Regions from separate parts of the Homo sapiens genome. Here region 2 is linked to region 1. A link is a contact called in ENCODE Hi-C or POLR2A ChIA-PET data. All regions are on one chromosome and are shown on one strand. The core of a region is the stretch at or near the end of the contact, and the rest is flanking DNA. Distances in the headings are between cores, read along the strand shown.

Evidence for each region. Hi-C counts contacts between places; a loop is a spot of excess contacts on that map. ChIA-PET counts read pairs that join two places held with the same protein, here RNA polymerase II (POLR2A).
Region 2: a map of Right ventricle myocardium superior shows a loop between it and region 1 (1.8-fold over the local background). The contact joins two enhancer-like sites. A Hi-C loop is called at or near these places in 3 of 168 maps with a recorded cell type or tissue (Right ventricle myocardium superior, heart left ventricle and heart right ventricle). POLR2A ChIA-PET finds 5 or more read pairs at or near these places in 1 of 52 experiments (MCF 10A).

What each region holds. Positions count from the first base shown.
Region 1 is chr7:80,479,401-80,484,527 of GRCh38, reverse strand. The region is part of intron 3 of GNAT3 (G protein subunit alpha transducin 3); the gene reads left to right. Among named protein-coding and RNA genes, the nearest start is that of GNAT3, 30 kb to the left of the region's middle. Within about 2 kb of position 3,152, at least 2 of the 41 ENCODE cell types and tissues checked have a DNase peak (open chromatin) inside an H3K27ac peak, as active enhancers do.
Region 2 is chr7:80,607,406-80,612,532 of GRCh38, reverse strand. It overlaps a transcript of CD36 not described here. Among named protein-coding and RNA genes, the nearest start is that of CD36, 29 kb to the left of the region's middle. Within about 2 kb of position 2,597, at least 2 of the 41 ENCODE cell types and tissues checked have a DNase peak (open chromatin) inside an H3K27ac peak, as active enhancers do.

The DNA of each region.
Region 1 (5,127 bases), core at 1,903-4,402:
GAGCACTGTTGTAATCATCTTGGACATAGAACCCTACAAAGTAAACTCTACAATATGAACCAAAAAGCACTGATTCCTCAAGATGTTCTACAATTGAAGTTCTGTGATTAGATTTGTTTGGTATATATGCGTCCAATAACTTGGAAATTTTCAACCAATATTACTACTCAAAGATTCTGAAAACCGAGTAGCCACAAAACATGGTATTTTTAACTCAGCATTTCTCACAATTACTAGGTAAACTATATAGTCTTCCTTTCTTTTGATATTTTTTTCATGATATTTGGAAATATGACTCTAGGGTTCAGAATAAGTTCCACAAAGTTCTAAGACCACCTGGGATCCCTAATATTAACGATGAAGTTCTGAGTAATCTGTAGGGAAAACACATATTTTATTTTCTATACAATGTAGTCCCAAAGTTACACAATCTTAAGAGAATGAAGATGAGTTGATAGGTGCAGGAAACCACCATAGCACATGTATACCTATGTAACAAACCTTCATGTTCTGCACATGTATCCCAGAACTTAAAGTAAAATAAAAATGATGAGTAAATAAAATAAATATTCTTTAAAGAGAGAGAGAGAGAGAATGAGCCATTCCAGGCCCACTGTAATTCCCAAGCTTTTCCAAATACCTCATAGGGAAATAAAACTTCTTTGGGATGCCACTCAAATCCACAGGGTGTTATTTGAAAAATGTGGCAGAAAGGATGATTAGAGAAGGCTTCATTGAGGAGGTGGTATTGGGAAGAGACTTGAGTGAAAAAGGAAGTGAACCACCGAAGGACATGGAGGCAACAACCACTGAAATGCGCTGAAATGAGGGCTTGGTGAGTTCAAGGAGCAACAAATTGTTCAGTGCATCTTGAGTCTTGGTGGCAGGGAGAGAAAGGGAGAAAGGAGGGAAAGAGGGGATCAAAACATGTAGAACCTTGTGAGTCACAGTAAGGGATAAGGGATTTGGGTTTTATGTTGAGTTTTGAGTTTGGTGAGAAATTACTAGAGTTTTTAAAATATAACAATAAAATAGGAGTTAAGTGTTCGATCAGTTTGGCCGTTATGAGGAAGCTAAGTTTTCATAATACCTATACATTTTGGTGTTATATATTTTAAAAATTCACATTTGATGGGTAGGCTCAATCCTTTAAAAGCTTTAAGGAATTTTAAATTTAAAGAATTGTAATTCTTTAAATTATACCAGCTTTTCAATAAGCACAGAAGAACATCAAGAATGGAAATACACTATGTTCAATAAAGTGTTATTTATGGTTAAAAAAATAACAACTGTATATTGCCAGAAATTCTTAATGCAGTCAGAACAGTTGCGTCACCTTGAAGCTTTTAAAAACTACCTTTGCAGGGCCTGACATGCAAGGATGCTGATTCATTTTGTTTGGGTTGCAGTTCTGCTATCAGTACTTTTAAGGGTACACCATATGCTTGTAATGTGCAGCCTGGATTGAAAATCATTACCGTAGGCTCCAACTATGCACGCACAAATTTAAAAAGTAAAAGGTCTGGAGACACAAAAACCAACCTGATAGGATAACTTGCCTTTGTAGGAGGTAGTAGGATTGAAGTGGTCAAGGGAGACTTTGTAACATTGAAGTGTTTAAACTAGAACTATATTCATGATACCTCTACAAATAAAGTATATTGAAATTAAAAATAGAATATTTTTTTAAAAAGGAAGGACAGGTATGGTGGTTCACGCCTGTAATCCTAGCACTTTGGGAGCCCGAGGTGGGCAGATCATGAGGTCAAGAGATCGAGACCATCCTGGCCAACATGGTGAAACCTCGACCCTACTAAAAAAAAAAAAAAAAAAAAAAATTACAAAAATTAGCTGGGTGTGGTGGTGTGCACCTGTAGTCTCAGCTACTTGGGAGGCTGAGGCAGGAGAATCGCTTGAAAGTGGGAGGTGGAGGTTGAAGTGAGCCTAGGTTGTGCCACTGCACTCCAGCCTGCATGACAGAGCAAGACTCCGTCTCAAAAAACAAACAAACAAACAAACAAAAAAACAAAAAAGAAAAAGAAAGAAAAAAGAAAAAGAAAATAAGAAAGAAAAACAGAAAGAAATGAAACAGTATATTTGTTTGGTTTGTAAAGCTATGCTGACAAGATATATAATTTTTTCTCCTTAGGGATAAAACTGTGTAGTGGTTGTTTTATGGCATCATTCCTCCTAAACAGCACTTTAATAGTGGAAGGAGCCAATAGCATGATGCTAGTGAAAGTGACCAGAGCATATTTCACTGAACTTGCAGTTCTCTTTCATATCCATTTAACAGAGAAATGGGGTTTTAAAAATCTATCCTGTGTTGATGCAGGAAAATCAGGTTGAGACTTGATATGGCCATTTGTTGACAAAAAAGCCAAACTCCGTAAAATACTTGAAGAGATTTATTTTGAGCCAAATGTGAGGGCCATGACCCATGGCACAGCCTCAGGAGGTCCTGAGAACATATGCCCAAGGTAGTTAAGTTATTGCCTGATTTTATACATTCTATGGGGATTAAAGTTACAGGCAGATATCAGTCAATACATGCAAGGTCCAGAAAGGCAGGACAATTTGAAGCGGGACCTTCCAGTCATAGGTGGATTCAAACATTTTCTGATTGGTTGAAAAGAATTAAGTTATTTTCTGATTGGTTGAAAGAATTAAGTTATTGTCTAAAGGCCTAGAATCAGTAGAAAGGAGTCTCTAGGTTAAGAGTCTGTGGAGACCAAGGTTCTTATTATGTAGATGAAGCCTCATAGGTGGCACCCTTAGAGGCAATAGATGGCAAATATTTCCTATGTAGACCTTTAAAAAGTGCTAGACTTTCAGCTAATCTCACCAGGATCAGAAAAGGCCTTGAAAAGGGAAGGGGCTTCTCTACACAATGTAAACTTCCCCCACAAAAGACAGCTTTTATTTTCTTGTTATTTTCTTTTATTCTTTTATATATGCCAAAAAAATATATTTGGGGGTAAAATAATTTCTTTCAGGGCCTGCTCTATACTGGAGTCAGTTTGGAATTTGGAATCTTATTGCTATAAAGATTCTGTTTTATCAGTCCTAAGATCTCTGTTTCAATGTTAATGCGGGTGAGTTATGCCTGAATTCCAAAGGGAGGAGGGCCTAATGAGGCATGTCTGACCCCACCCTTCCTATCACAGCCTGACCTAGTTTTTCAGGTTTACTTTGGAATTCTGTTGGCCAAGAGGGATTTCTGTTGGTTGCGGGGCTTAGAATTCTGTTGCTTGGGGGACTTAGAATTTTGTTTTTGGTTTACACATTGAATATGTGGACCAATGACCATCTGATCAGTTTACTTTTAACAATAAAAGCTGATTGTGAAGAAAGATAGAATAAGTTATTTTCTTTTTTTACCCTTACCAGTGTCTCTTTAACAATAAGTGACATATCCTTATTTTTTATACAAAGAACAGATTTTTGATAAAATGGTAGAAAAAAACTGTAGTCAATTCAAAATAATAATAAGCTGAGTTGTATCAGAAAAGCAGCAAGTTCTTATTGAACATACTTCACTGGTAGTGTCAGAGGCATTTGAACCAGAGCAACTTCATCTTAAATAGGAGCTGAGGAAAATGAGAATGAGACCCACTAGGCTTCATTCCCAGACAGTTAAGGCATTCTAAGTTACAGGGTGAGATAAGGAGGTCGGCACAAGATGCAGGTCATAACGACCTTGCTGATAAACAGGCTGCAGTAAGAAGCTGGCCCAAACCCACCCAAACCAAGATGGCCATGAGAGTGACCTCTGCTTGTCCTCACCGCTATACTCCCACCAGCACCATGACAGTTTACAAATGCCATGGCAATGTCAGGAAGTTACCCTATATGCTCTAACAAGGGGAGGCATGAATAATCCACCCCTTGTTTAGCATATCATCAAGAAACCACAAAAATGAACAACCAGCAGCCCTCGGGGCTGCTCTGTATATGGAGTAGCCATTCTTTTATTCCTTCACTTTCTGAATAAACTTGCTTTCATTTTGCCCTATGGACTCGTCCTGAATTCTTTCTTGTGTGAGATCCAAGAACCCTCTCTTGGGATCTGGATTGGGACCCCTTTCCTGTAACAGTAACAGCCTGACATGGCACAAAATGCGCTTGTATTTGACTCTTATTCTGATACTTATTGTATTTACTGGTTTACTCGTTTCTAAAACTCTGAGTTTTAGATTCCTCACATGTAAAATGGAGAAAATATAGTGTCTATCTCATGGTTGTGAGGATTATGTGTGATATTGCATGTGCAGTTTTGTAAATTGTAATAATATGCACTAGGAGGGTTATGAGCTAAAAAAGATATCAGTTTTAGAGGCTGACAACAAGGTTGAGTTCAGACTTCTCCATTTGCCTGGGCTATTACCACAGTCAATTTAGTTATTCTGAAACTCAACATCTTAATTTTTTAAAAAATGATTTGTCATAAAGCTATTTTGATTATTTGTTTAAATAAATTGCAGACTATAGTATTTACTCAGTAAACTTCTATTTCCTTCTTTGCTGGTAACCTCCAAATGTTATCCCAACAGGACTAAGACAATAATTCCTTGCTTTGCATAAAAAACTCTCACCTCTGTCCTACTGATTTGTTCCAAAGGCATATGCAATCAACAATGCCTACAGGGATGTTCAAAAATATTATGTGGATCCAAATGTTTACCATTCTTTATATGATTACGAGGCAGTAACCCGATGACAAAAAAACATTATATATTAATTTTTTGAAACAATACAATTTTAGAATAATGAATTTATTTCCATTTTTACTCTAATTTTTTTTTTTTTTTTTTTTTGAGACAGGGTCTGGCTCTGTCACCTAGGCTGAAATGTAGTGGTGCAATCTCTGCCCACTGCAACCTCTGCCTCCCAAGCTCAAGCAATTCTCCCACCTCAGCCTCCCAAGTAGCTGGGACTACAGACATGTACTACATCCCTGACTAATTTTTTTGTAGAGAAAAATTTTGCCATGTTGCCCAGGCTGGTCTCAGACTCCTGGGCTCAAGTGATCTACCCACCTCGGCCTCCCTAAGTGCTGGGATTATAGGCGTTAGCCACCATGCCCGGTCTACTCTAATTTTTACTTGGCTTTTTTTTTCTAGAAAA
Region 2 (5,127 bases), core at 1,348-3,847, 130 kb before region 1:
ATTCTACAATCTGATTAGCATGCTGTTCATCTACATAGTAAGTAGAAAGACCCCTTAATTTCTTCATAAGAAGCTTTGAGTTATTAAAATTTCATTTCATTGTATTTTATATATGCCAAAGGCATAATTTTTTCATTTATATAACAAATTAGTTTTTATGGTATATGTGCAAAGAAAAGAATAAATGCCCCCAAACAATTTGTGCACATTATCATTTTTATACAGGGACTGATCTCCTGTGATTTTTCAGGTTGCTAGCATAACAGGAATGATATTTTATATTACAGGACTCAGTGTATTGAGCATATTATAGAACTTAAGAAGGACATTCAAAAGAATCTCATTTCAACAATCATCAAAGTAGTGGAAATTGGATTTCAGGTGTGCACGTTTAATTACTGAAGTAACAAAGAACTTTGTACTGTAAAGAGAAAACAGCCCATCACCCAGGAGCTGGGCTGATATTATTAGCTAGGTCTTGCTGTTTCTGGGCACAGGCCCAGCACTCACTGCTTGGCCTTGGTGTTTGTTCTGCTGAACACAAACAATTCATAGAGCATTTACTTTAGATAAAATCATTCTGTGATCATGATGAGTCAAGACAAAATGAGACCTTTTATGTCTGAACCCAAAACGATTATCAACACTGTCCAAGCCACAGATACTACACATTCCCTTCTCACTTACTATGAGTGACTCTGCTTCTTTATCAATTACAGCTTTAGCTTCAGTCTAGTCTTCCCTCCTCCAAGATTAAGACACCCAATCATAAAATTATCCTGCCTCCTGACAACATCTAATTCAGAGCAAATCTCTATTTCCTTCAGTATCACCTCCTCGACCCTCCCCAACCAACCAACCGAAGTCCAAATTCTAGAATAGATTTTTCCTAACATCTTCTTACCGGGTCACTGTCAGTTCCCTATGGTACACTTTCCTCTCTTTTCAATGAGTAATGAACTTGTTTCACTACAGGTGTGTTCCTGTTGGTCTTTGGTTAAAGAAAGGACATTGGCAGTAATAAAGCATCTAAGAAACTTGGCTCCTAACTCCAGTGCTATCAGGAGGCTCTCATGTATATGCTAGCACAATCTCTCAGAATTTTCAAGATGACTAAAGAGAAACTCAAAGAAGAAAAATTAGAAGATGCCACAGTGATAAGAAATAGGAGAGATTATTATGGGTGTGCAAAATGACACGGGACGACGATTTTGAGGTTAGGGCCTCTGTGTCATGTATGGGAGAAAAAAGCAGGCTGAGACAAGAAACATGGCCAGGTCACAACAGGGGGGCAGAGCATCTGCTGAAAGGCCACAAAACACTCAAGAGCTTTATTATAATTTTGTTCAAGGCAGGGCGCAGTGGCTCAGGCCTATAATCCCAGTGGTTTGTGGGGCCCAAGAGGGAGGATTGCTTGAGGCCATGAGTTTGAGACCAGCCTGGGCAACATAGAGAGACTCTGCCTCTACAGAAAGAAACAACCACAAAAATTAGCTGGGCATGGTGGTGTGTACCTGTAGTCCCAGCTTCTTGGGTGGCTGAGTGGGGAAGATTACTTAAAGCCAGGAGTTTGAGATTACAGTGAGCTATGATTGTGCCACTGCACTCCAGCCTGACTGACAGAGAGAGCAGACCCTGTCTCTAAAAAATAAAAAAATCTGGCTGGGTGCCGTGGCTCAGGCCTGTAATCCCAACACTTTGGGAGGCTGAAGCAGGCAGATCACGAGGTCAGGAGATAGAGACCAGCCTGGCTAACACAGTGAAACCAGTCTCTAGTAAAAATCCAAAAAATTAGCCAGGCGTGGTGGCGGGCGCCTGTAGTCCCAGCTACTGGGGAGGCTGAGGCAGGAGAATCGCTTGAACTCAGGAGCCAGAGGTTGCAGTGAGCCGAGATCACGCCACCGCCCTGCAGCCTGGGCGAGACAGAGCAAGACTCCGTCTCAAAAAAGATAAAAGATAAAAAATAAATAAATAAATAAAATTAAAATAACTGTTTAAAATATGTTCAAAAGAAGATAGAGGAAAATTCTGTTTCGCTAAAACTTCACTAAAGGAAAGAAGCCTCAGCGACTACACTGAAGATATTACTATTCTTGTATTTACAAAAGATGACATAAAAATACCATAATATTAGGAAGCTAAATTACCCTCTCAGTAAATGGCTACCAAAATAATTGTGGGTAGATTTTAAATAACTTCCTAGAAGGGACTAAAAATCTTAGGTAGTCTGAGGTGAGACATACAGAGCACAAATATAGATCAGGAAAACTCAAAATAAGAGTAATGATGATGATAATTACAATGACAATATAGTAACAATTTTTAAAAAGGCATTGTGAATACCAAGTTAAACATTTTTTATCATTCTCATGCCAATTTTTGAGAACTACTGTGATAAATCTAGTCTCATTTAATCAGCTGTTAAAAGTGAGCTGTGTGCTTTTGGATAATACTTCTCACTCTTCAGTTTCCAGTATTCACTTGCCAGTCCTTGTTTTCCAAGGAAGGCTTTAAACCTAGATCAGACCCACAGCTTGGCTCACCCCTCACAGCGCATGTCCTTTCCTAATCTTATCTTGTCCTCAACCCTTTGCCTACATAGCAAGCACCTGCTGGGTGATCATACTTGTAACCTGAACCAAATTCTCATCTGGCTCCCTTCACCAACAGATCACAAGCCAAAAGACAGGCAAATACTAACTCAGGCTTTTTGTAACTATTTTTTCTGACTCTAATACTGTATTATGTCTCCTATCAAGCTCTTGTTGTTGAAATCTTCAGATTACGTGTGAAATTATTCTGCTATCATAGTTTGAATCATCAACTTTGTTTTATTTATACATGCTTTTATTCCCCCCAATTACATTGGCAAATATTTTATCAATCAGTAGCCCTTGCAAGAGTAAACTTAAATACATTCCTAAAGTATTCTTAGTTTGGACTTCTGATTGGGAGAAAACGTGAGAATCAACAAAACAAAAACCTGACACCCCGCTTAGGTAGCTCCCAGCAGGTCTAGGAAGGCAGATTCATAAACAGACAATTCTAATAGGCCGTGACATCTACACTCAGGTAGGAAGAGTGAATGGTGAGGGAGAGAAGGTGTTAAAGGACAGTGGTGGAGGAAGTGGTTCCTTATGCCAGGACTGCATTGTACAGCTCCGGGTACAGAGTGGGAGAGGGTATAGTGGATCACAAGCATTTCCCCAAATACAGATACATAAAGAAACATACAAAATAATAAACATACAACTGGGGAAACATGTTTCAGTAAGGATTCGGTACAGTGTATGAGTTTTGGAAGAACAAGACACCAGAAAAGTGGCCACAAATGACCACAAACGTGAAGCCCTAATGTAACACATACTATACCAAACTTTATATTGTATGTGTGCCTTGATTACCTGGAATTCATTCTCTCGTGGGTTTATCTTGAAAGCAACATAGGACTACTCAAGGATTTTTAGAGAAGGAGCGCATGACAAAATTTGGGTTTAGGAGATGGCCTTGGCATCAGCATGAAGAATGGATTGGAGGGAAGGCCAGAGGACGCCTATCAAAATAATCTAGAAAGGAAATTATGTAGTTGAACTTAAAAACTGGCTATGGGGGTGGGGGTGGGAAATGTGGGAAAGATTTCAGAAATACTTAGTGGATATGGAAGATATTTAGAAGTTAGCATGAATAGCTACGGCTTGGTGACTAATTAGTTAGGTAGAGAGGAAAAAATCGTAAGTCTCAGGTTTTACGCTTGAGTAACAAGACAAAAGGAGGTACTATTAACCTGGAGGGGAAACATAGGACCAGTTTTAGGGGTGGTGTGAAGTTAGTCCTGTCAGGGTTTAATATTGACATTTTCACTAACTGGCTGCAAGATCCTGAGCCAATTTTTTAATCTCCCCAAGTCTGTTTACTCATTTGTAAAATGGAGATAACACTATCTACTTTAAAATTATTGTAAAACTTAAATAATATTTAACCCTTCTATGGAACTTACCATATGCAAGACACTTGTATGAGTATTTTATATGCATTAAGTTGCTTATCTTGAACAGTTACCCTATGAGGTAGGCATGTTTATTATCCATGTGTTACAGATAGGGAAGCAGAGGTACAAAGAAGTTTACTAACTTGCCAGAGGTCACAGAGCTGGAAAGTTAGAGATCTAAGTTTCAAACATATGCAGTCTAACACTAGAGAGTATGCCTCAACCAGTAATTTACTTCTCATTAAATACTAGGCACTTTGCATAATTATTTTTAGAGTGCTTTGCAGGTACCACATAGATAATAAATAGCTATTAAAATTTAACCATTTTATTTTAAAATAATTTGCAGGGGATATGTTATATGCATATATATTATTGAATGCTGGGATAAATTCAAGCCTAGTAAAAGACACTCATTTGGGGATTATAATTTAATTTTGAACATAAAAATGTACATCTTGAATCAGAACACATTAACAAGGTTATATGGCTCACGCCTGTAATCCCAGCACTTTGAGAGGCCGAGGCGGGCGGATCACGAGGTCAGGAGATGCAGACCATCCGGGCTAACACAGTGAAACCCCATGTCTACCAAAAATACAGAAAATTAGCTGGGCGAGGCAGCAGGCACCTGTAGTCCCAGCACTCGGGAGGATGAGGCAGGAGAATCGCTTGAACCTGGGAGGAGGAGGTTGCAGTGAGCCGAAATTGCACCACCGTACTCCAGCCTGGGCGACAGAGTGAGACTCAGTCTCAACAATGACAACAACAACAACAACAAAAAGAGTTTAGATACTTTCAGCTTGAGAACTTGACCTACTGGCATGGAGATACATGGGTCTGAAGTTGAGAAGAGTGATTGGAGCCCTAAGATGTAGATTGGGGTCTCCTCAACATTCAGATTACAGGTGAAGTCATGAAAATTGATAATATCACTTAGAAAGTGGGGGATGGGGAATGGGAACCTAGAAAATCTGCAGAAATGGAAACTGAGGAAAGCAATATGGCTAGACAAAGGCATAAAAGGTCACTAACTTCTACAAGCCTCCATGTCCTTATTTGTAAAAAATCAGTAGATCTTAGTTTTAGAGTGTGCTAAAAACTATCCCCACTTCTCCTATTTGTAGCTTTTGCTATGA